Regions from separate parts of the Homo sapiens genome. Here region 1 is linked to region 2. The links are chromatin contacts, found by Hi-C in ENCODE. All regions are on one chromosome and are shown on one strand. Each heading gives the region's core, a stretch centred on a gene start or an enhancer-like site at or near the end of the contact. The rest is flanking DNA. Distances are from core to core; before and after follow the strand shown. Region 1 holds the start of HELZ (helicase with zinc finger). Region 2 holds the start of PRKAR1A (protein kinase cAMP-dependent type I regulatory subunit alpha).

The links. Hi-C counts contacts between places; a loop is a spot of excess contacts on that map. Pooled maps may share reads with other maps.
Region 1: a map of CD8-positive, alpha-beta T cell shows a loop between it and region 2 (30-fold over the local background). The contact joins the promoter of HELZ here to the promoter of PRKAR1A in region 2. A Hi-C loop is called at or near these places in 2 of 168 maps with a recorded cell type or tissue (CD8-positive, alpha-beta T cell and natural killer cell) and 7 of 50 pooled maps.

Annotation. Positions count from the first base shown.
Region 1 is chr17:67,243,855-67,246,554 of GRCh38, reverse strand. HELZ (helicase with zinc finger) reads left to right here and starts at 1,359. Exons shown (of 33, transcript NM_014877.4): 1 at 1,359-1,407. It overlaps HELZ-AS1 (HELZ antisense RNA 1), which reads right to left and starts at 1,779. Exons shown (of 4, transcript NR_136398.1): 1 at 1,347-1,779. RefSeq lists silencers at 342-541, 552-641, 1,192-1,681, 1,782-1,831 and enhancers at 161-1,147, 1,148-2,135.
Region 2 is chr17:68,511,095-68,513,812 of GRCh38, reverse strand. PRKAR1A (protein kinase cAMP-dependent type I regulatory subunit alpha) reads right to left here and starts at 1,383. Exons shown (of 11, transcript NM_002734.5): 1 at 1,265-1,383. RefSeq lists silencers at 913-1,422, 1,843-2,202 and enhancers at 1,493-1,582, 1,336-1,909.

The sequences.
Region 1 (2,700 bases), core at 110-2,609, 1.3 Mb after region 2:
TTCTAAAGGTAGAGCCGTTCAACAGCATTTTGTACCGAATACAATTCGCAAGCATTCCTGTCTTGGAGAATTTTCTTTTGGGTATCTCCTTGTTGTAAAAACTTGCTTGGAAAAAAAAAAAAGCAACTGGAGCAGGCCTCCAAAGACAGCAAAGCAGGGACCAGAGGCTCTGCGGAGAGCGCGGGAGGAGGCTGACCAAGGGGCCTCCGTTGCTGGGGGGACCTGGGCGGCTGGACGCCGGGGTCAGTACGCTGCTCGCCCCGCGCAGCCGAAAGCGGGCGTGGTGTCGCGGGGAGAGGATGCCCGGCAGCAGTGTGGCCGGCGGGCTGGGGGTACTCGCCCGGGTCAGAGACCTCAGCCCGCGCCAAGGCGCCCCACACTTTCCAGCGCAGCGGGTCGCAGCCCGGAGACGCCGGGCGTCCCCACCTCCAGCCTCCCGAGCTGCAGCGGCGCCCGCGGTTCTCCCCCGACCCGCCAGGTGGACCCGGACTGGCGCACCCTGCTTTCCGCCCGGGACCCTCCCCCGAGCCCTGGCTGCCTCCGCGCCCCGCCCCGCCCGGAGCCCGCAGCCGGCGCCCCGGATTACCTGCCCCGGAGTCACAGTCCGCAGCCCGGACGCTCCCAGGGTGGCTCCGCGGAGCCTGGAGCCACATTCCTAGGGGAGGGGTCCCCACCTAGAGGGTCGCGGATCACGTTACCCGCCCGGAGGAGGAGACCGCGGGACACAGAGTAAACAAGGGGTAAAAAGTTGCATTTGGCTCAATTTTTTTTTTTAAATCGTGCTTCGACGCTGGTGGACTCGGGGACACGGCGTCCTCCCAGTTCCCGGAGCCCAACGGCCCCGGGGCGGTTTCCCAGGGCAGAGGCACCTCTCCGGGCGGCGGGTGCGGAGCTGGTCTGCGCGGCCTCTGAAGGCGACCCCGGCCGCTCGCGGGCTTCCTGGAAGCGCGGCCGCAGGAGCAGAAACGCTCACATCCACGCGCACAAATAAATCCGCGAGCAGCTCCGCGCCGCGCCGCGGGCGGCAAGGAAACCTCGGGTTGATTCAATGCAGACGCGGGGCGTCTGCCCGGGCAGGAACGCGGCGAGGCGAGAGGACCGGGCGTGGGGGCAGGGAGGCCGGGGCAGGAGAAAGGGAGAAAACCCCAAAGCCACGTTTTAAAAATGCGGGTGAATTTTCAATGCCGTCAGCCCGGGGGAGGGGAAGGGGCCAGCTGCGGGCGCCGGGGTCGGCAGTCCACCCGGGGCAACTTTCCGGGCGGGAGGCGCGGCCGGAGGGGGCGGCGCCGGCGGCGGGAGGCGGGAGTCGGGGGCCGGGGGGAGTCACTTTAAAGGCTCTTTCTTACCCATAATGCTTTGTGGGGACGTTGACAAGTGGATCCAAGATGGCGTAGAAAGTAATGACAGGTAAGTCCTGACTTCCCCCTTCTCTGCTCCTGGGGCCGCTCCGCGAGCTCCCGGAGCTCTCCGGGGAGGGGACCCGACTCCCCTCCGGTGTCCCGGACCCCGGGCGCGGCGGCCCCGGGGCAGGCTGGGGGCCTGGGCGGCCCGCGGCTGGGCCTGGGAAGCGCGGCTCTTCGAGGCGAGGCCCGGACGCTGGGGCTGTTTACAGCTTCTTCCCCTACTTAGTCCCCTTCCCCTCCGCTGGGGCCCGCAGCGTCCTGGGCCCTGGCAGGAGAGGGGGCCTTGCACGCCTGGCCCGGGAGCCTGCGGGAGGTTTCTCCGGCCCAGAGCACTCTGGGAGGGGGACTCGAGCCTCCCGGCACGTTCCCCTCCTCCGGGTCGCGGCTGGGGGTGGGGAGCGTGCGGGCCTCCCACGCCCCGCTCGATGCCCCCCCTCAGGCCTCGGACTTCCACCGGGTGGGGTGGGGGCTGGAGCGGGGGCGTGGGGAAAAGTGGGTCAGGCGTGCGCCCCCTCCCTCCCCCGCGGAGGGCTCTCGGCCCGAGATTCACTTTCTTCCCCCCTTTCCCCGCCCCCTCCTCGGAAATGCTCTTTGGCCCACAAGCACATCAACAAAAATAAAGATAGGCTCTCTTTTCCTGGAGATTCCTTGAGAGTACTCCAGTACCCTTTTCAAGGGCTCACAGACTGCAGTCTTACCTAGGGAACTTCGATTCCTCTCCCCTAAATTATTGGAGCCTTCTGCACCCTCGCCTTTGCTGAGAAATCTTCAGACAGGGCTGGAAGCCAGGGTCCTCTGATTGTTCTTGGATCGGGATCCTCAGGTTTTGTTTGCAGTTCAAAAATTGTCATTCCTTCTCCCTCACAACTTAACACTTCTCAGGCAAATCATTAATATAATAAAAAGTGTAACTTCAGAGACAGTGGATTCCTGGAGCGGGGGAAGGAGGGAGGAGTTGTCTGTCTTGCCTAGTTTGTTCTTAATTTTGCTCTCTCTTAAACTCATATTAATGAAATTTCCTCTCCTTCATTTCTTTATGTTTTTGAAAGTAAGGTCAGTCTGTGTTGAAAAAGATGATTTTATTATGTTTTTGAGTTTTAAGAGCATTGTATAATCTATTCTTTTACCTTACTGAAAGGAAATGTTTTAAGGTCAAAAACCAGACTCATTTGCAAAGCTGCACACTGTACCATTTTTGTAACTTTTTCCATTTTAAATGTAGATGCCCTTTCACTTCAGGCTGATAAAATGTTTGCTACTGATAATGTCTGTTACTGGTGTTGTATGGAAACATCTT
Region 2 (2,718 bases), core at 134-2,633:
TGTGTTTTTGTTTGAAACAACTAATGTATTACGAAAACCAAAAAGATAGCCACCGGTAATAGGACAGTATACGAACAGAAATGTACCAAAATTAATGCAGTCACCATGTAAATCCCTGAATAACCAGACTTCACAGTCTTAATATTTTTAATCGAGTTACCCGGATTCTCTATGTGTACTTATTTGTAAAGCCCAACAACCTAGCCTTCCCTCCCCACACACAATTATTTAACTGCTTTAAAACTTTCGCTGCATTGTCTCTATGTAAAACAAAACACTCAGATTCATTCTTTTGAAAATTCAGTTGTGACAAAATTGTTTCGAAAGGATTACATTCTGGGAAATAAATAAAAACACTTTGAGAAACTGTTCCTGATTCAGACCGCACCCCCTTAGACCAGCCAAGTTACGGCTCCCCTAGGGTCATCTTGAGTAAGTGTTTGCTTTCCTCGCTCTGCTAAAAAGACGGATCTCTTGGGAATCTCTCAAGGAGTAGGACGGTCGTCACCACAGGCTCTGAGCTGAAGAGGTTAATAGGTACCGTGTATTTTCTAGAAGAAGGGCAGGAAAATGCCCTTCACTTCACGTAGGCCACGGTCATGACCACAAAATGAAGGGAAGCCGAGACTTCAAGCTACGCCAGTCGGAAGGCCACAGTGGTGGCGAGGAGGCCTCAGGGGGGCAAAATTGGGAAAGGGAGAGAGGTGAAAGGGGACAAGAGGAAATTCAGGAGCCCGACTAAGACCGTCGTGTTGGGGGAAAGATCACTCCGCTATGAAGAGGAAAGGCTACTGCTAGCAATGACGAGTCGTCAAAAGTGGAGAGGAAAACTACCGGCTTACAAGAAGAGCCAGGACCGGCGGACGAGACGATGGCGGACCCCAGTAAAATAGAGCCGTTGTCCTTCAGGAAATGGGGGAGGGTGAGCGAAGAGGCCGCGGCGCGCGGGGGCGAAGGCGGCCGGGGAGGGCCGCGGAGGGCCCAGGGCCCCAGGAGCCGTGGGGTGGGGGCAGCGAGCGCGAGCGGGGCGGCTGGGGAGCCCCGCACCAAAGCCAACGCCCAGACGGCCTTGAGGATGCAGACTCGGAGCCGGGGGCGTGAGGCCTGCGGGGAGGCGCCCGCCGGGCCGGGGAGGGGCAGGGGGTGCGGCCGTCCCCCTGCAGGTCGCTCCCCGTGACGCCATCTTGGATCGGTCCAGCTCCCGCAAACCGGCTGCGAAGCGACGAAGCTCACCTCGCCTGAGCCCCCGGCCGACCCCACTCACCTGGGGACGGGCGGCGGCGGGCGCGAGGCTGCGGGTGCGAGGCGGCGGCGTACCGAGCTCCCTCAGCGCTTTGCTCCCAGCCCCGCTCCACTCTGCGATAGCGGCTAGGCGACAGCTCCACCGGAAACGGCCTGGCCGCAGCCAATCAGCGTTCGGCTACTGACGTCAATGCGCCTCGCTCTGGCCAGAACCGTCGCCTTAGCAACCTTAAGGGCGCAACAGCCCCAGTTCCTCCCCCCTGGTCGCTCTTGGAAGGACCCTCACTCTGCGGTCGTTCGTCTTCCGCCATTCTTTCCATCTTACTCGTCCCTTATCCACAGCAGTTTCCTCACGCCCGCCACTTCTCCTTTCCGCAGTCTCCCTAGCCCGGTTCTCTCCTCCTTCCTGCTCACCTGCCCCTCCTTACCTGTCCCTCTCTGGGTGTCTTGGGTCGCCTTTGTTCCTCCGCCTGCTCTTCGCTCTCTCTCCGCGCAGCTATCGTGCGCTTCCCTCTCGTCCCTCCGCTCCTCTGTCCACCCCACTCTCCCTCCGGCCTCCCTTGACGCCTCTGCCTTTTCTCCCTCCTTTCCACCCCCTCCCTGGCCGACCCACGTGGGGCGTCTCAGATGACAGGTGGGCGACTCCTCCCCGCAGCCCCTGCAAGGGAGGGCCCCGGGCCGGGGCGGGGAGAGTCCTGTCGCTGCCAGCCCCCGGAGGAGGTGGCGGCCCCCGCGGATCTGCAGCAGCTGCGCTGCGGGGCCGAGCGCGGGCGGATGGCCGGGATGCGCTCTCCGGGCCGCGCATCCTGTGCCCGGCCAGCGCCGCCCGGGCCCCGGGCTCAGGTCAGTCATCCGGTCCAGGAAACCTGAGCCCTGCCGAGTCTCCGCTGGGGCCGCTCTCCCCCGCCGGGGGTGCTGTCGTCTGTGCAGGCAACACCGTCCCTGTGGAAACCAGGCACGGGAAAGGACTTTGTCAGGGTCCAAGAGGAGGCCTGAGTCCTTCTAGAACCTGAAGTGCCCCCCCATCACTCCTGACCTCACAGAGGGAGAAGTGCAGAGCGTGCAGATTGTCAAAAATGCCCTGTGACCCAACAAGAAATCGCAGCTGTCCAGACAAGCTGCACTAATGGGGAAAATTCGGAGGAAAAGCGACTTTACTCTTTCAGCCATTTTTTTTTTCCATCAGAGTATCTGTCTAAGGAGGAAGAAAAGGGAGACGGTACAATTTTAGACACATCAAGTCTGTAACTCAATAAAGAAGGCCCATCAAGGAAACATGTCCAAGTGTCTGGCTAGGGGCTGCTTTAGTAGCATTGTATATATTTCTAGGGCCGTGTGCTTAAAATTCATAATGGATTCAACACAATACAAAAAAGCAAAATACACACATATGCAAGTGTCCAGGAGCTGTTGTAGTAACATTGTATATACTTCAAGGGCTGTATGTTTAAAGTAAATCATGAACTCAACACAATA